2 separate regions of the Homo sapiens genome follow, and region 2 is linked to region 1. A link is an interaction called in ENCODE POLR2A ChIA-PET data of the cell type or tissue named here. Cell type or tissue: PC-9. All regions are shown on one strand. Links, peaks and the distances in the headings refer to the core of each region. The heading gives the core; the rest is flanking DNA.

What was found. Peaks named below come from ENCODE experiments on the same cell type or tissue, not always from the same donor. Only the 100,000 strongest peaks of a DNase experiment are listed, where the experiment ranks them.
Region 2: POLR2A ChIA-PET joins it to region 1 with 6 read pairs; 3 of 35 experiments call an interaction of 5 or more read pairs at or near these places.

Annotation. Positions count from the first base shown.
Region 1 is chr1:223,017,628-223,027,674 of GRCh38, forward strand. No RefSeq gene overlaps it. Among named protein-coding and RNA genes, the nearest start is that of TLR5, 120 kb to the right of the region's middle. RefSeq lists enhancers at 5,026-5,701, 6,378-7,053, 7,054-7,729, 7,730-8,404, 8,548-9,305. In PC-9, for the core only: no CTCF peak of the experiment used is centred there; no DNase peak of the experiment used is centred there.
Region 2 is chr1:222,821,700-222,831,746 of GRCh38, forward strand. The region is part of intron 1 of DISP1 (dispatched RND transporter family member 1); the gene reads left to right. Among named protein-coding and RNA genes, the nearest start is that of DISP1, 12 kb to the left of the region's middle. In PC-9, for the core only: a CTCF peak has its summit at 7,469 (motif pointing left); a DNase peak (open chromatin) is centred at 4,192; H3K27ac peaks cover 1,343 bases.

The DNA.
Region 1 (10,047 bases), core at 1,299-9,298:
CCATTTTCATGCTGCTGATAAAGACATACCTGAGACTGGGAAGAAAAAGAGGTTTAATTGGACTTACAGTTCCACATGGCTGGGGAGGCCTCAGAATCATGGCAGAAGGTAAAAGGAACTTCTTACATGGTGGTGGCAAGAGAAAAACGAGGAAGAAGCAAAAGCGGAAACCCCTGATAAACCCATCAGATCTCATGAGACTTATTCATGAGAATAGCACGGGAAAGACCGGACCCCATGAGTCAATGACCTTCCCTGGGTCCCTCCCACAACATGTGGGAATTCTGGGAGATAGAATTCAAGTTGTGATTTTGGTGGGGACACAGCCAAACCATATTATCCTAACATTGATTATCAAGATGGTCTCATCCAGGAATCCTTCCAGACCCACAGTAGGAAGGGGTGAGATGCATGTTTGATTTTGGGGACTGATGGCCAGGATACTCTCTGGGTTGGAGCCAGGAACCAAGGCCCCTTGAGGCCCGGCTTTGGGGACAAAGCAGAGAGAAATCAGGATCATAGGAGCACTGTCTGAGGATCAGCTAGGCCTGGATTCAAATCCAGACCACCCCTCGCCAGTGTGAGCTAAGCCCGCACCTTAGCCTCTCTGAGTCTCATCTGTGGATGGGGGTCACACTGCTTGCCTCCCTGGGCTGCCTGTGACAGTGTGCACACCCTCCACACACCACATTCGGGCCCCAGGTGGACATTTGCTAGGAAACTGCACAGCCTGGTTCCACTTTGTCATTCTGAAGCCACAGCTTGCCTGTGTGAGTGGGGACAAGAATAAGAAAGGACCTTGCCCAAAGTGCTCAGTCTTCAACACTGGCCCCTCTTCTGCAGAGACCTTGCAGGACAGGGCCTAAGGAGATGTTGTGGCCACTCGATGACCTGCCGTCTCTGTAGGGGATCAGGAACCACAGGTCTGGGTTGGCGCTTGGGTGGAGCTGGGGATACATTTGGGAGTCTGGCCCACATCACTGTTAGACACACGGAAGACTCCCGCCAAATCCATAGTCACCAGGCCTGCAGGGACCCTCCGAGGATGTAGAGAGAACTGCCTGACTGAGGATGGGGCAGTCATCCCTTCCTGTGTCCGGGCAACTGGAGAGAGCTGGGAGTCAATACCTCACATGGATGGTGGGGCCCAATAGCCCCGGCCGCATGTGCTTATTGAGCACTTAACATGGGGCTCATGTGAGGGAGGAAGTGAATCTTTAATTTTAGCTTATTCCCATTTAAATGGCCACACACAGCTAGTGGCTGCTGCCTTGGCTAGCCCAGGCTAGGCTGCAGTGGTTCCCAAACTTTCATGAGTATAAGAATCACCCAAGGAGCTTGTTGAAAAGTAGACTCAGAGATTTGGGTTCAGCCGGTCAGGGGAGAGGTCAGGGGAGAGGCTCTGGAGTTGCACCTTAATAAGCAGTCCACACTCTGATTTAGGGGCCACCTGGCCATCCGTTCTGTACTCCTCCTCCTTTCTTTCTTCCCAGCCCAGCTTTCTCTTTTACTGTCTTCTTATTCTGTGCCTTTGCCTCCATCATTTTATTTCCATTCCATTCCATTCCATCTATCTACAATTATGTGTCACTTAACGACAGGGGTACATTCTAAGAAGTGTGTCATTAGGTAATTTTGATATTGTTGTAAACCAAAAATAAAATTGTAAGGCCCCACCAACTATCTGAATGGACTCCTGCTCTCTTCCAAGGGCATTCCAAAGTTAACCTGAAAAACTAGTTCAGGCCTTGACAGGAACTGGGAGCTGGACATACCTCATCATTCCCTCCTCCCTTTTGGAATTACTGACAGAACAGACTCTTTAAGTCTGATAAGAAACATTTACAGTCTGGTCTCCCTGAAGCCTGCTACCTAAAAGCTTCATCTGCATGATCAAACCTTGGCATCCACAACCCCTTATCTCAACCCAGACATTCCTTTCTATTGATAACAACTCAACTAATTGCCAATCCAAAAATCTTTAAATCTACTTATAACTTGGAAGCCCCTGCTTTGAGTTATCCTGCCTTTCTGGACCAAACCAATGTACTGTTACATGTATTGATTGATGTCTCATATCTCCCTAAAATGTATAAAACCAAGCTCTACCCTACAGCCTTGGGGAAATGTCGTCAGGACTTCCTGAGGCTGTGTCACAGGCGTGGGCTTAGCCTTGGCAAAATAAACTTTCTAAATTGAGACCTGTCTCAGATACGTTGGGTTTACATTGTGCAAACATCATCGTGTATACTTACATAAACTAAATGGTGTCACCTACTAAATGCATAGGCTATAGGGTACAGCCTATTGCCCCTCGGCTACAAACCTGTACAGCACATTACCGTATTGAATACTGCAGGCGACTGGAACACAACGGTAAGTATCATGCATCTAAACGTAGAAAAGGTAATGGGTTGTGCTGTGGCATCCCTAGGTGACAGGGATTTTCTTGGTTCCTTTATAATCTCATGGGACCACCATCATGTAAGTGGCCAATCATTGACAGAAATGCTGCTACACGGCACATGACTGTATGTAAATCTTATTAAATGGCTTAATGAGTGCTGCCAAACTTCAATGGGAGGCTGATGATGAGGAGTGAGGTGGGGAGGCCAGACCCGGGTATGTCTGCCTACAGCGGTAGAGTAGCACACACCCGTGAGCGTAGGCATATTACTCAATTCTTTAAGCCTCAATTTCCTCATCTGAAAGGGAATGCAGTAATGCTTTATAAGAAGACGTCAAGGATTAAATGAGATTTAATAGGAATCCAATAAAGGTGAGTTCCTGTCTGCATTCCTCAATCCCTCACCCTCTCCTGTTCCCTTCCAGTAAACCAGCACGTAGAGACGAGGCCTGCAAGTAACCCATCTCCCCTCGTCTCTGTGATGGGACCAGAGATCCACCACCAGCATCCTCTTTTCCCTCCTTATAAACATGACTTCTATTTGTCCCTCAACATCTTTGAATTCTGAACTTTTAGGGTTCTCATAAGAAAGTAATTGGCCGGTAAACTGAGGTCTGGGCTGGGAAAATCCTGACCAGGGCTTTCTCCAGGAGATGAGGTTGAGGAGAAGGTGCCCCCATCATGGTGGATCAAAACAGCCAGAAATAGCCCAAAGGCCTTTGGGAGGCCCAGTGGCTCAGGCACTTAACATGGGTATCGCAGGGGAATCTGGGATGACAAAGATCCTCAGAACCCCCCAGCAGCCATCCAGAGCTCCAGGACCTCAGAAACAGCCGCTGAGGCTTAGGAGCTGTCCTTGGAGCCAGTCTGATCCGGCCTGGTGGGAACAGAAACTTGTGAAGTCCTGCAGCCCTCTGTCCCTGCCTACGGATCAGACCCAAGCTCCCTCAGTGAGAGAGGGTCACTCTGCCAGGGGTAGGTGAATCTTTCATGTTGGCACCTTCCCCACCCCCTAGGGACAACTGGAGAGGGCTGGTGGTTCCTGTCTCCAAGCTCTTCTCCATAAATTACAGGCTTCTCAGTTTTCTGTGACTGATCTGATTACCTCTGGCATGTTTCAGGTTCAAATAATGTTGTCCACCTTTCCCAGAAACTGGATATTGGGCTATTCCCTGGCCAATTGCTCCCTGATATCAGGAAGGAGCCAGGGTGGAGGTAGCAAGTCTCATTGCCCAAAATCTCTGATGGCCGTGAGCAGAGCTGGGGGCCAATGGGCCGGACGAAGTCATGGATTCCTGAGGGAAGAGGCAGCTTGTAGACCTCACAGGATCCACACACGCCCCCACCCACATCAGGACCAAAGTCAAGGCCAGTCTGTGATCTTTGTGCTCCCCTCAGCTCCCAGGACTCCTTGGAGACAGACGAAGTACCATCCAGGCTGGACATCCCTGGTTCTGACCTGGCCTCTGGGCTCAGCATTGTCCTGCAGCCTGGCCTTAGCTACCTCCATGGATGAACCTTATTTGAATGATGGACATTTTATTTTTTGAGACAGAGTCTTGCTCTGTCTCCCAGCCTGGAGTGCAGTGGCATGATCTCGGCTCACTGCAATTTCTGCCTCTCTGGTTCAAGTGATTCTCCTGCCTCAGCCTCCCAAGTAGTAGAGATTACAGGAAAATGCCACCACACCCAGCTAATTTTTGTATTTTTAGTAGAGATGGGATTTCACCATGTTGGCCAGGCTGGTCTTGAACTCCTGACCTCAGGTGATCTGACTGCCTCGGCCTCCCAAAGTGCTGGGATTACAGGCGTGAACCACTACACTCAGCCCTGAATGACGGACTTTTATGGAACAGAAACTAGCTTGGTCTATTTTAAGCAGAGTAAAAAGATTTTTGCGAGAAGAATTGGGGTGCCTCATGGAACCCATGGGCAGGCTTCCCAAGGGGCTGGAAGCAAGAAATCTCTCCCCTGGTCTCTGTCTCTGCTGTCTCTCTCGGTTTGTCTCTGTGTCCGCTTCCTTCACTCTCTCTCTCTTTCTCCTCCCTCTCTCTCTCTGGATTGACTTTCTCTGCTCACTTTGCACTTGGTTTGTCGGGGCTACTCCAAAATGGTGCCCTCAGCCCTGGGTCCGCACCACCCAGCTCCAGCAGCAAACTGACCCAGGCTGTTAGAGTCCGAGTTGCAAATTTCAAGAGCGACAATCTGACTGGGCCAGTCTGGCCTCTGGGTCAGTTCCCCGGGGTCAGGTCTCTGCAGGATGATGTTCAACCATCGCAGCCAAGGAGCAACAGAGCCACGAGAACATCACTCTGGCTTCTCCCTGGGCAGCAGAAGGAAGGTGGAGAAGACACCTCCAAAAGGCATCTGTCACAGGTTGAGGCCAACATCCCCATCAGCTCTGAGGCCGAACAGTGCCTCCCTACATCTACCTGCCAAGGGCACTGGCAGGGCTTAAGGTGAGACAAATAAAAATGCAAGGTGGCCGGGTCCTGTCTCTCCTTACAGGCAGCAGGAAACTCTTGCCCCAGCCTGCTGCTCCCTTAGTCCCACCCAGGCCCCTATTCAAGGAGTGAATTCCAGAGAAGGAAACAGGAGCCCCAGCCTCCTCACAGTGCCACAGTTAGACACTGGTGCCAGCAGGCACTTCCTCAACACCTCCAGCCCCAGGCGCTTCCTCCCTGAGAGCAATTCCATCTGGGTTAATGGCCCAGCCCATCTAATGTGCCCGGTAATCCCTCTGAAGCTGCCTTTGTTCGTCTCCTCTGGTTAATCCAGCCCCAGCAACTGAGCTGCCCCCAGCCTGCCCCTGGCCTGTGGCTTAGGCCTGGCTGGGGTTTGCCTCTGTTTGACTCCCCCAGGGTTGCAGCTTCCCAGGGAGGCAGCTGCTCCCGCCCATCCCCTGCCCATCCCCTGCCTGCCTGGTTTGCATCCCAAAGGCCTGGAGACACTCACACAGGCAGGAAGGCAGAACCAGTTGTCTCCAGGGGCAGAAATGGGGGCTGTTCACCCAGAGCCACAGTGGCAGCTGGGCTAGAGAGACTGGCCAGGTTCCCCACGGTTGTCCCCACAGCCTGCAATGTCTCCCCACCACTTTGCAGGGATTAGTCCCCAGCCCTGCAGCCTCTCACTACTGCGTCCTCAGCATGGGGGCTTCTCTCTGTGACAGGCTGGAACTGGGGCTTGATATGAAAAACAGCTGGAGCCTGAGGCATTCACACTTGCTCAGATTTCACACTGTTGTGTTTAGGATTAGCAGGAAGGAGAGGCAGATCAAATGTTACCATCATTAGAGGCCCTTCTCTCCTGGGGCCAGCCCTCCTGCCCTGCCCTTTCCTCCTCCCCCAGCCTAACCTTCCGCTCTTCTCTCCTCTCCCATCTAGGCTGGGCCCACCCTTCCTTAGGAAGCTTCAGGCAGCCTCCACTGGTTTCTGTTTCAGTTCAGGATGTACCTATCTGACTTCTGAGTCTCTAAGCTCCTGGCCTCAGGTGGTTAGCAGCTCAGGCATCAGCCAGGTGGGCTCTGGGCTGTCCCAGGGAGAGAATATTGGGTGCAGTCCACAAGCAATAGGCACTTGGGCCTGTTTGGGCTGGGAGCATTTAACAGACCATGTTTTGGGGCATTTTGAAATTCATTCTATTCATTTAACCACTTCATGCATGCATGCAATAATGGAACGCTACCTTGTGCTATCAACCTGGGATACAGTAGGGAGCCAGAGAGTATCCTTGCCCTCAGTCTAGTGAGAGGTTAATCAAGCAACCACAAAATGTGTGAGAGGGGCAAGATGGGGTGGTATGCAAGGCAGTTCTAAAAAGTTCCAAGTAACCTAGTGTCTTGCTACTCGAAGTGAGGCCTGTGGGGCCAGCAGCACCACCCCCACCTGGGTGCTTGTTCGCAATGCAGAATCTCAGCTCCATTTCCTCCCTGCAGAATCATAATCTTCCCTTCAATAGGATCTGTGCAGGGTTTACATGCAAAGTAATGTTGGAGCAGTGTAACCGCTCAACAGGTTCTTCCTGCCTGCTGCACAAATAAAGACCGCGGCATTGCAGTGTGAACCTCGAATATCTGAGACAGGTCCCAGTCAATTTAGAAGGTTTATTTTGCCAAGGTTAAGGACATGCACCCATGACACAGCCTCAGGAGGGCCTGACGACATGTGCCCCAGGTGGTTGGGGCACAGCTTGGTTTTATACATTTTAGGGAGACATGAGATATCAATATGTGTAAGATGAACATCAGTTCGATAGGGAAAGGCAGGACAACTGGAAGTAAAGGAAGTGGAGAGGGAGCCTCCAGGTTATAGGTAGGTGAGAGACAAATGGTTGCATTCCTTTGAGTTTTGAATTAGCCTTTTTCATGCACATCCGTGTGAAGAGACAACCAAACAGGCTGTGTGTGAGCAACATGGCTGTTTATTTCACCTGGGTGCAGGCGGGCTGAGTCCAAAAAGAGAGTCAGCGAAGGGAAGATAAGGGTGGGGCCGTTTTATAGGATTTGGGTAGGTAAAGGAAAATTACAGTCAAAGGGGGTTTGTTCTCTGGTGAGCAGGAGTGGGGGTTGCAAGGTGCTCAGTGGGGGTGCTTTCTGAGCCAGGATGAGCCAGGAAAAGGACTTTCACAAGGTAATGTCATCAGTTAAGGCAAGCACCGGCCATTTACAGTTCTTTTGTGGTGGAATGTCATCAGTTAAGGTGGGGCAGGGCATATTCACTTCTTTTGTGATTCTTCAGTTACTTCAGGCCATCTGGGCGTATACGTGCAAGTCACAGGGGATGTGATGGCTTGGCTTGGGCTCAGAGGCCTGACATTCCTGCCTTCTTATATTAATAAGAAAAATAAAATAGTATTGAAGTGTTGGGGCGGCGAAAATTTTTGGGGGGTGGTATGGAGAGAGAATGGGCGATGTTTCTCAGGGCTGCTTCAAGCGGGATTAGGGGCGGCGTGGGAACCTAGAGTGGGAGAGATTAAGCTGAAGGGAGGTCTTGTGGTAAGGGGTGATATTGTGGGGATGTTAGAAGAAACATTTGTCGTATAGAATGATTGGTGATGGCCTGGATATGGTTTTGGATGAATTGAGAAACTAAATGGAATGACAGAAGGAGAAAAATGGGTACAAAAGGTCTAAGAATTGGGATGACTCAGGATATCTGATTAGAGAGTGCCTTAGGAGATTCAGCATAGTCCTGCCAGCAAAGATTATTTATTTACTTTAAGAGTTAAGAGTGGCAGTTTGGGGATAGCACCAGGAGATATCAGCTGTGATGGCTTGGAAAAACAGTGTAAACCGGCAGTGTAAACAAGAGCAGAGCATGTATGAGTAGTTGAGAACGGTGAATAGGAGTATGACTAGACAGAAGATACTAGGGATGACAAGTTTTCTGGGGCACAGTCCAAGTTGGTCTGGTGTCTGGAATGAGACTGGGGCCTAATAAAAAGGAGCGTCTATACAGGAGCTTAAATGGGCTGTAGCCTGCAGCATTCCGAGGACAGGCCTGAATTCTGAGAAGGGAAAGTGATAAAAGTGTAGTCCAGTCCTTTTTGGTGGCTGAGCTTGGTGAGGTGTGTTTTTAAAAGATCTTCAGTCCATTCTACTTTTCTTGAAGATGGAGGACTGTAAGGGATATGAAGGTTTCACTGAATACTAAGAGCTTGAAAAACTGTTTGGCTGATTTGACTAATAAAGGCTCATCTGTTATCAGACTATATTGAGGTGGGAAGGCTTAACTGAGGAATTATGTCTGACAGAACGGAAGAAATGACTGCCATGGCCTTCTCAGACCCTGTAGGAAAGGCCTCTACCTATCCAGTGAAAGTATCTACCTAGACTAAGAGGTATTTTAGTTATCTGACTCAGGGCATGTTGAGTAAAGCTAATTTGCCAGTCCTGGGTGGGGCAAATCCTCGAGCTTGATGTGTAGGGAAGGGAGGGGGCCTGAATAATCCCTGAGGAGTAGTAGAATAGCAGATGGAACACTGAGAAGTTATTTCCTTGAGGATAGATTTCTACGATGGAAAGGAAATGAGAGGTTCTAAGAGGCGGGCTAGTGGCTTGTACTATAGTATAACCTGCCTTTGCTGGTGTGTGGCGATTAGGCCTGGTTGAACCGCCAGCAATAAATCAAGCATGATCAGGGTGAGGAACAGGAAAGAAGGAAATTTGGGGAAATGGGGTGAATGTCAGGTGGATCAGAGAGATACAGTCATGGGGGTCAGGTGTAGTATCAGGAATAATGTGGGAGGCCGGATTGAAGTCTGGGCCAGGAACAACGGTAATTGTGGGAGACTCAACAAAGAGTGAGTACAGCTGAAGGAGCCAGGGAGCAGAAAGTATATGCATTAGGTATGAGGAAGAAAATAGATTTTGGAAGTTATGAGAACTGTAGAGAGTGAGTTGAGCATAGTTTGTGATTTTGAGGGCCTCTAAAAGTATTAAAGCAGTGGCAGCCGCTGCACGCAGACATGAGGGCTAGGCTAAAACAGTAAGGTCAAGTTGTTTGCACAGAAAGGCTACAGGGTGTGGTCCTGGCTCTTGTGTAAGAATTCTGACCACGCTAACCATGCCTAGGAAGGAAAGGAGTTGTTGTTTTGTAGAAGGTGCTGGGGTTTGAGAGATCAGTCAGACACGATTGGCAGGGAGAGCACGTGTGTTTTTATGAGAATTATGCCGAGATAGGTAACAGATGAGGATGAAATTTGGGCTTGATTGAAGTAATGGAGGCTGTCTGTGAAGCTTTGCAGCAGTACAGCCTTGGTAATTTGCTGAGCCTAATGGGTGTCAGGGTCAGTCCAAGTGAAAGCAAAGAGAGGCTGGAACGAGGGGTGCAGGGGAATAGTGAAAAAAGCATCTTTAAGATCAGGCACGGAATAGTGAGTTGTGGAGGAAGGTATTGAGGACAAAAGAGTGTATGGGGTTGGGCACCACAGGGGGGATAGGCAAAACAATTTGGTTGATAAGGTGCAGATCCTGAACTAACTTGTAAGGCTTGTCTGGTTTTAGGACAGGTAAAATGGGGGAATTGTAAGGAGAGTTTATAGGGTTTAAAAGGCCATGCTGTAGCAGGCGAGTGATAACAGGCTTTAATCTTTTTAAAGCGTGCTGCGGGATGGGATATTGGCGTTGAGTGGGGTAAGGGTGATTAGGTTTTAATGAGATGGTAAGGGGTGCATGATCCGTCGCCAAGGAGGGAGTAGAGGTATCTTATACTTGTGGGTTAAGGTGGGGGGATACAAGAGGAGGACGCAAAGGAGGCTTTGGATTGGGAAGAAGGGCGGCAATGAGATATAGCTGTAGTCCAGGAATAGTCAGGGAAGCAGATAATTTAAAGTGTCTCAGCCTAATAAGGGAACTGGGCAGGTGGGGATAACTAAAAAGGAGTGCTTAAAAGAGTATTGTCTAAGTTGGCACCAGAGTTGGGGAGTTTTAAGAGGTTTAGAAGCCTGGCCGTCAATACCCACAACAGTTATGGAGGCAAGGGAAACAGGCCCTTGAAAAGAAGGTGATGTGGAGTGGGTAGCCTCCGTATTGATTAAGAAGGAGACGGGCTTACCTTCCACTGTGAGAGTTACCTGAAGCTCGGCGTCTGTGATGGTCTAGGGGGCTTCCGAGGCGATCGGGCAGTGTCAGTCTTCAGCTG
Region 2 (10,047 bases), core at 988-8,987, 200 kb before region 1:
ACTCTGTGTCTGCTAAAAATAATACAAATATTAGCCGGGTGTGGTGGCGGGCACCTGTAATCCCAGCTACTCAGGAGGCTGAGGCAGGAGAATTGCTTGAACTTGGGAGGCGGAGCCTGCAGTGAGCCAGGCTCGTGCCACTGCACTCCAGCCTGGATGACAGAGTGAGACTCCATCTCAAAAAAAAAAAAAAAAAAAAAAAGTGGCAGTTTTCCCTGAGCTCTCTCTCTTTTCTGCCACCATGTCACCATGTAAAACATGCCTTGGTTCCCCTTCACCTTCCACCATGATTGTAAGTTTCCTGGGGTCTCCCCTGCCATGCAGAACTGTGAGTCAATTAAACCTCTTGTTTACTCTTGTTTGTAAATTACCCAGTCTCAGGTAGTATCTTTATAGTAGTGTGAAAACGGAATATACAGGATTGAATGACATATTTGTGCTCAAGATCCAGTAGTGAGATTACTAGGTAGTAGGCATAGAGTATCTGCCTTAACTTTGTAGTGTAATTCTTTCTGAACCAGACCTGGAAACCATTTCACTTGTGTTCAGAAGGTTGGTAGAATTTGCATTTGACTCAGAGTGACATGGTGTGTTTAGCTATCATTCTCAGGAGCCTTTGCAGTGCTTGAAGATTTATTAGGAAGGGTTCTTTCTGGAACCCTTTAAGCTTGACAAGAACCTCTTTATATCATTTTGTATGCTAGGTTTTAAAATTAAGTTGAGAAATTTATGTATTTCTACATTTATAAGCAGAAAGAGTTTAGCAAAGCTTGACAGAGGCTTTTGAGGGAAGAAGTAAGTTTGAATGCTTTTCCTGTAATTCCAACTGTTTTTTAAAGATGTAATTATATAAACATTGAATTTTCAATGATAATGATTTTCATAAATGATTTAATACAATTTGATCATGAGCTAGAACAGCTTCATATATCCAGGCCTCAGTGTTTCAAATTATAAGGTTTTCTGTTTTACAATTCTACAGTTGATAAGTTTTGGTAATCTACAGCAGCATTTGATTTTCAGTGAGACATGCTGGCAAATTATTGCCTCTAAAATATCAGAGTGAGTGGTGTGATCATTATATTTGTTCCATAGCCTTTGCTGCACACCTTCTTAAAATCTCCTCCTTTTCCCTGCTCTGTTACTTTCTCCTTGGATAATGATGCTTTCTCATCTCCTAAGTGTCCATGCATTAAAATCATCAATTTCTCTTTCTTTTGTCCCTTAACCTCTCTCCCAAAGGAAATCTGCTTCTCTCGTAACTGTTAGCTAGTCTGAATTGTCTGAGTTAATTCAGAATAAATTGTGGAATGACTGATAGACCTAATTCCAAATTACATCAGGATGCAGAGAAAAGGGAACACTTGTACACTGTTGGTGGGAATATAAATTAGTACAAATTATTTGGAAGACAATATGGAGATTTCTCAGAGAACAAACAGTAGAACTACCATTTGATTCAGCAATCCCACTACTGAGTATGTACGCAAAGGAAAATTAATCATTATATCAGAAAGATACCTGAACTCAATATGTTTATTGCAGCACTGTTGACAACAGCAAAGATACGGAATCAACCTAAGCATCCATCATGGATGACTAGATAAAGAAAATGTGGTGTACACACAACACACACACACGAATACTGTGCAGCTTAAAAAAGAATGCAGTCATGTCTTTTGCAGCAACATAGATGGAACTGGAGGGCATTATCTTAAGAGAAATAACTTAGAAAGTCAAATACTACATGTTCTCACTTATAAGTGCTAAATAACATGTACACATGGAAGCAGAATGTAGAGTAATAGTCATTAAAGACTGGAAAGGGTGGGAGAGGGTGAGGGATGAGAAATTGTAAATGGGTACAACATACATTCTTTGGGTGATGGTTACACAAGAGGCCAGATTTCACCATTACACAATATATCCATGTAACAAAACTGCACTTGGACCCCTTAAATTTATGCAAATAAATAAAAATAAATAAGTAAAAAGCAAAAAAGTATATGTGTTTTGAAGTGAAGCTTGTAAAACTAAAAAGTCCTGTTCACCCAAAGAATTAGCAAAGTGTTTTAATATATGTAGATTGCTTCCTTGTTTACGTTGTTGCTTCAGATTTCTTTCTTTCCTTTTTTTTTTTTTTTTCGGACTCCTAGTATCTGAGAACATATTTCTTCCCTATAGGAGTTGAGAAGAGGAGGAAGAATAATGGGAGGAGACAGGACCTTTTTCAACTTGACAAATAGGTATAGCTACTTCTCATACGTTTTTTCTCCCTCCAGGTCCTCAGTAATCTCATTACATTTTTTTGTTTGTTTATTTAAATACTCTGATGACATATTATATGCCTTAGTTGCAGTTTCCCATCTCCCAACTTGTTATAAGATAAATACTTCTAATTTATATATTAAGTTACATATTAATTTGTGAAACTTATTTTACCTTGTTTTTCAGAACAGTAATAAGTTTTATTAACATGATAAATTTTTTTCCACCAAAGAGGAAAAGTTACCAGTAAATGTGTCCTACTTGTTGAAAATGCCTCTAATGATACTGGCCTCTATTTATTGATCATATATGCCAGACACTGCAGTGAGCATTTAATATATTATTCATTTCTTACAACAACCCTTATATAAGGTAGATGTTTATATTTCACTTTTGGAGAGATTAATTTGTCTAAGCTTGTGCTACCTGTAAATGGTGGAGCTTATTTTAAAGCCCTTCTGCTTTTGCTTATACACTGTTTTCTTCTACATTTCAAAAGCACCTTAAATGATTTGGTGCTGATACTTGAAGTACTTTTTAGAGAGAGTTAGCAGCATGTTGATTCTACATTTTTTTGTATATCTTCATACTCCTAAAAGTGTTTTATTTTCCATTTGTTCCACTTTAAGTATTTGTTAAATGTAATTCTTTTTTTTTTTCCAGGATGGTACCATAATTAATGTAGCATCTAGCATAGTTGAAAGTAGCAGATACTTTAAAAATATTTGCTGCATCAATTCAAAAGAATAACGAAAGGAGAGGTGGCAGTTAATGGTGGGGGGCTATTCACATAAAAATTCATTTCTGTTGGAATGTGAGGCTGGAACCTTTCTCATATTACAGCATGCTGCAGGGCAGGGCTAGAATCCAAGCTTTGATTAAAATCACCCAAACTCTTTTTTCTTTGCTTTACAACCACAAGTTATTGCCAGCTGAAAAGGATAATGGAGGGTAATGATGAATGCGTTTCCATCTGCCGCTACTGCAAAAAAAATTTTTTAGACAGTTTCATTCTTTTTAAACCTAGATAAAAAGGCTGTTTTGAAATGAAGAGTAAATTAGTGGCCACCAAATGAGTAGTTATTAGATTGTTGCCCTAGAAGCCTGTTCAGGTGATGCTGAGGGTGGTTGCTGCCAGTTAACAGTTCGGTCTCAAATAGTCTCTCCCCAGGGATGGGGAATGTGGGGGGGCAGTGGTGGGGGATGGTGGGGGTGGTATAAGAATTCAAGCATTCTTGAGAGTCTTTCTTTTTCATTCCCAACTGTAGGTTTTAGACATGTGTGTTACTTTCCCAGAAACTGCCTAGATTTTCATAGGCTGTCAAGGTCAAATATATTGATTTAGCCATTTCATAATATATATGTATATGAAAACATGTTGTATACCATAAATATATACAATTTTTATCTGTCAATAAATTTTAGAAAAGAAAGTCAAATGCAAACTGAACTTTAATAATTTTATGCAGTAGATCCTTTTTTAACTCACTGGAACCTGAGAGAACTAAGCCATTTGGAATAACCTGTTTCTCTTTTTTTTTTTTTTTTTTTGAGATGGAGTCTCACTCTGTCACCCAGGCTAGAGTGCAGTGGCACGATCTTGGCTCACTGCAACCTCTGCCTCCTGGGTTCAAGTGATTCTCGTGCCTCAGCCTCCTGAGTAGCTGGGATTGCAGGCGCCCACCACCACACCTGGCTAATTTTTTTGTATATTTGGTAGAGACGGGGTTTCACCATGTTGGCCAGGCTGGTCTCGAACTCCTGGCCTCAAGCAATCCGGCGGCCTCGGCCTCCCAAAGTGCTGGGATTATAGGCATGAGCCACCACTGTGCCCAGCTGAATAGCCTGTATCTCTAATACATTGTTAACCCAGCCTCCTCACCCCCTCAGCAGTTAAACTATGTGTGGGGCAGATTGAATTGCTGTGCTTACCAAATTGTTTGTTTGTTTTTGAGGCTGGGTCTTGCTCTGTCACCCAGACTGGAGTGCAGTGGTGAGATCATAGCCCACTACAGCCTTGACTTCCTGGGCTGAGGCAATCCTCCTGCCTTACCCTTCCAAGTTTCTGGGACTGTAGGTGTGTACCACCATGCATGGCTAATTTAAAAATTGTTTTGTAGAGACAGAGGTCTCGTTTCATTGCCTATGTTGGTCTTGAACTCCTGAGCTCAAGCTGTCCTCCCGTCTTGGCCTCCCAAAGTGTTGGGATTACAGGCTTGAGCCACCATGCCCAGCCTGGGTTTTTCTTCTTACTGTAGTTGATTATTCCTCATGGTTGCTCCTCCAGATGACTTCAGCAGCAGTGTAGTGTAGAAATATTCCATTAGTCCTTTAAGACTGTAACCTGATTATTAGTAATTAGAGCTCTGGGCTCAATTGCAGATTTGTAGTCTCCTTTACACTTTAATACTTTTTTTTTTTTTTTTTTTTTGAGACAGGGTCTCACTCTGTCACCTGGGCTGGAGTGCAGTGGCATGATTACAGCTCACTGCAGCTTCAACCTCCTGGGCTCGAGTGATCCTCTTGCCTCAGCCTCCTGAGTAGCTGGGACTACAGGTGTGTGCCACCATGCTCAGCTAATTTTTTTGTTTTTTAACTTCTTACAGAGATGGGGTTCTACTATGTTGCCCAGGCTGGTCTCAAACTCCTGGGTCAAACGAGCCTCCTGCCTCAGCCTCCCAAAGTCCTGGTATTTATAGACATGAGCCACCAGACCTGGCCTACACTTTAAGAATTTTTTAATGATTTGTGGTTGTTTGGTATTGGTCTTTACATTATTATATATCTGCTGAATGCTGTGTGATGGATATTAAAATTATCCACTCCTATCAGGGAGCTACTAACTAAAATGTAATTTCTTTAACCGTTGAATTTGGACAATCTGACTTCAGAGTTTTAGCTCTTAACTCCTTTACTATAAAGCTGATGCCTCCTGTTTCATAAATAATACAGCCCCTATTTAAGATTTCTACATATAACATTCCCCCATGTTATTTTCTATTAGAGTATGTGTATATATTGCAAGGTTTTCCATTTCTATTCTAATAAAACTTTCATCTTTAGTTTTAGTGGTTGTCAGTTGGTTTCTCACAAGACGTTTTCTGCCTTTAGCATTTTTATTTCAGGTAAAAGGATTATGTCACCTTGATGAGTTCTTGGCATATATGCTGTAAAGTTAGTCTTCTGTACCGGTAGAGACAAACAGTTAAAGCATGTACAGTACTTCTTTTGGATTATATTATAATTTGAGGAACAGATTTGCCATTTGAAGTTTGTCTTAGATACATAATTTTTATTCTGTAAATGTACAGATGGTGGAATTCTGGAAACATCCTGTGTTGAAGAGAAAAATTCCACTCAGAATTTAAAATTGGCCTTGGAGAATTATAAAAAGGGGTAGGGGCATGGATCATCCATATGTGGGTTATTGAATTAAATTTTTCACTTTTTTTGTTCTTAGAGTCAACTTTTATAACACTGTTACTGGGAATACTTGACTTACTAAGCTTTTACTGAACACTTTAATTTTGGGAGTACAATTTCTAAACTCACGAAATAATCTTCATGCAACAAGATGTTATTTTATCAAATTTTGGTATTACATGCTCATTCTTTGACAAATTTTAATTAACAGGTAAGTTATACATCTTTAAATTTATATAATTAATAATCATTTTTTATTTCTAGAACTGAGGTCAGGGGTAGTTAGCTATCTAAAAAGCAACAACTGGGTTTTATTTTATATGCATTGTTAATCGTGGCATTTTGCTGTGGAAGGGGCATTTGCATTAGATTTAACTTAATCTTGTGAAAATCTAAACATATTTAAGCAAAGTTTAGGGAAAATAAACTTGAGATACTACATATAATTTGATTTAGAAGCTTTTTAATCCTGAATAAGGAAGGAATACACAGAAAGTCAAGGAAAAATTCTATGTAATAGTTGTGATACTCAAGCTGAAAATAGTCTGATCCAGCAGCCTAAAAGAATGACCTCCTCACTGGTTGAGCATACTTCAGTGTCATGAAATGAAGAGGACGGGAAAAGGTGTCTGTGCATCTTTGTTTGAAGACTGTACTAGGTATAGTGTACTTGCATGTTAACTCAAATACTAGGCTAAAAAGTTTGTATTATTATTCCTCTTTTAAAGATGAGGAAACTGAAATTTTAAAAGCAGGTGACTTGTCTGTGGTTAGAAGAAATATATGCAGAATTGTGATTTATGCCCAGAATATCTGACTCCAAGACCTAAATTCTTTCTGCCATATCATATGCTTTCTACTTATCTTTTGTTTGTTTGTTTTTTATTCCATTTTCCCCCCTTTGAACTGTGTTGGAAGTTTTCTGTTCTATTTCTTTTTTTCTCTATGGTTACCGTAGAAATGTTAATATGCATACTTAACAAAGTCTAAATAAATGTAAATGCAATCTTTATCCTTCTCCTGAACCTCCTTCTGATAAGAACTATTTTTATCAGACATTATAGTTTTGGGACTTGATCTTTCAGCCCCAGAAATAACAGTGTTTATATTTACCCATATGCATTTAACCTTTTTTCCCTTGACCATTCCTTCATGTGTATCGATTGTAAGCTGAAATGTTTTTTAATTTACTCCCTCAGGAGCTTTATGTGAGATGGTCTTTGCTCAGGCTCTCCATTTCGTACAGGCCCTCAAGTTTTGCTGCCTATTACCCTATTTTCTATAGCTCCCCTCCCCATCAGGTTCATTCCACCAGGAATATGTAGATTCCCCAGGGGCACATTCGCTTTAGCACTAACTCACCTCTCTAGACTTGTACTTTTTAAAAAATTATTTCTGCCCTTGGAGCATTTCTCTTACTTTATTGTTGGCTCTTCTATACATTAAAAAAAAATTTTAAGTACTTAAATACAACAATTTTTGGTGATCTCCAGCCATGGGGCTGCATTGCCAGAAATAAAAGTCCACATTGTCATTGTGCTTCATGGGAGTATTTTGTATTGAACATGTGGGCTGGGGGATGGGTAGAGGATGTTTTTAAATTTATTTTAAAATAAGTTCCTAGAAACTGATGAAACTCTTTCATTTAGAGTCATAAGAAATAAACTATTTGTTTGATGAAGAAGCAACAGAGGACTTCCAAAAAGCACTTTTGAAAACTCCCCTTACTGAAGGTTTATATTAACTGCCCTCTAGAGGAAGAAAAAAATCTGAGAAAGATCTTTTAATAGGACATTAAGTATTGTTTTCCCTTGCACCTTTTTCTAAGATAAACAAGAACCAAGGATTACTTGCTCTGTGCATGGGATGCCATGTTGTAAAGTTTAGGTAGCAGATGCTCTAAGAAAATTTATAAAATTAAGGCTGAAATTACCATGAAAATGCCAAAACATCTTTGTATTGGAATTTTACAAAATTTGTTCTTAGGACTTAACTTCTTAAAACGTATCAGTTTTCAAAGAGATGGTAACTTTACTTCATCAGTTCTCTTTGAATGTTTTTTTTTTTTTCATGAGATAGAGTCCTACTCTGTTGCCCAGGCTGGAGTGCAGTGGCACGATCTCGGCTCACTGCAACCTCTGCCTTCCCAGGTTCTAGCGATTCTTCTGCCTCTTGAGTAGCTGGGATTACAGGCGTGCACCACCATGCCTGGCTAATTTTTTGTATTTTTAGTAGAGATGGGGGTCTCACCATGTTGGCCAGCCTGGTCTTGAACTCCTGACCTCAGGTGAGCCACCCACCTCAGCCTTCCAAAGTGCTAGGATTACAGGCATTAGCTACTGTGCCCAGCCAAGAAATAGAAAATAACTTTAGAGCAGTATTTTCTATATTCTATATTTTTTCATATATTCTTATATGATTACCTGCATAGGATACATGTGTTGTGTTTTGCTTTGCTTACCTGATAAAACACTGTTAAAAATAATATTTTAATTGAAAAGATGCTTAACCCACATTTTTTAATGGGTTAAGGTTAATGTTTTGTGGGTTTTTTTTAGCAGATGGTATTGATTTAGTGTTTTTGGCAATAATTTTGTTAGCACTGATAGAAAAGATGAGGATTTGAAAGGAAACAATTGCTTGCTTTGTAAGTTGTGATGTTCAGTAATGACTAAGTACATTCATTTGCACAGCCAGTACAAACTCCAGATGATTTTTTCCCTGCCTGTTCCTTAAGTGGGTCATGTGATTTGGTGTTTATCACTGACTTGAATATCTTCAAGTTTTACAAACCACATAACTTGACCATGAAATCAAGCAGTTCTTTCAAAGGACTCTTTGAAAGTAGATTTTATTTTTTTGGGGGGGTCATTTCAATGAAAAGAAGATTATGCAATTTGTGTATGGGTTTTGGAACTTTTCTCCCTTCCTTTCCTTCTTTTTATTTCATCTTTCTTTCCTGACTTCTTTCTTCCTTCCGTCCTTCCTTCCACCTTCCTTTTTTTTTTGAGACAGCGTCTCGCCCTGTCACCCAGGCTGGAGTGCCGTGGCCCGATCTCGGCTCCCTGCAATCTCCACCTCCCAGGTTCAAGCGATTCTCCTTCCTCAGCCTCCTGATTAGCTGGGACTATAGGCGCGTGTCACCATGCCCGGCTACTTTTTTGTATTTTTAGTAGAGACAAGGTTTAGTTATGTTGGTCAGGCTGGTCTCGAACTCCTGACTTCAAGTGATCCACCTGCCTCGGTCTCCCAAAGTGCTGGGATTACAGGCGTGAGCCACTGTGCCTGGCTCCTTCCACCCTCTTTAAAACAAGTTTCAATGCAGAGATTTCTGTGGTACTTTTTGGTTGGTCTTCCCAACACAGTCTCTGCCATTAGCAGTTAGCTTTTAGCGAGGCTGATAGGCCATTCATTTATTTTATAAAATCAATTTTTGTGTATGGTATTTGGTGGCCGTCTTTCAGAGATGACAGTGACTCAAGTGTCTGTGAGATTGTGACTGCTGCATTTTATTTAGATCTGGTCTTTTTTGTTTTAGGGATAATGGGAAAGGAGCCTAATCCTTAAAGAATGGTATCTAAATTTGTGAAGAACCTGCCTAAATTGTTATGGTGGCACATGTGACTGATGGATCTTTTGGATTTGAATGCCTGTAATGTTTTAAATATATGTTTACTATTAAAATTGTTCCTGGGTTCCTTCTTTCTTCTGTAGGATATGTATATGGATTAATTGTACAGAACCATTAACATGCTGACCTTTGTGCAAATGTGAAATACTTCTTTAATGGTTCTTTTAAAAACTGGGTTCTGTCAACGTTGAGAATTTCAGCACCATTATCTGTTAAGTTACTACCCCATTTTAAGTATTGCATAGTTTGACATATGTATGCACAAATACACATGTGGAATCATAAATTAAACGATATGTAAAAAATGGGGAGATTATTTCAGAGGTAGTAGGTTTATTTTTGAATAATAAGTGTATCTTAAATTCAGTAAATTAAATATATAATAAATGCCCATGATGTATAAGGAACTATGTTTGATGCTAGGTAGATTTATAAATAGCTGTAAGTTCTTATTTCTTATAGAATAAGGAATTGTCCATAAAGACCCTACAGCTTAGAACTGCTGAATTTAATAAGCTGTATACTAGTTTTTTGTCATTACTTTTAATGACAAAAACTGCAAGTACTTTTGTAACCCAATAGTAGTTCACATGAGAGACATTATCACAAGACAAAGAGATTAGAGAAAACTTTATACATAATGACTTGGGACTGGAACTTGAAGATAGGATTTGTAGAGGCATAGAGGTGTGGGGGACAAAGTACCCAGTAGAGGAAGCCTGAGA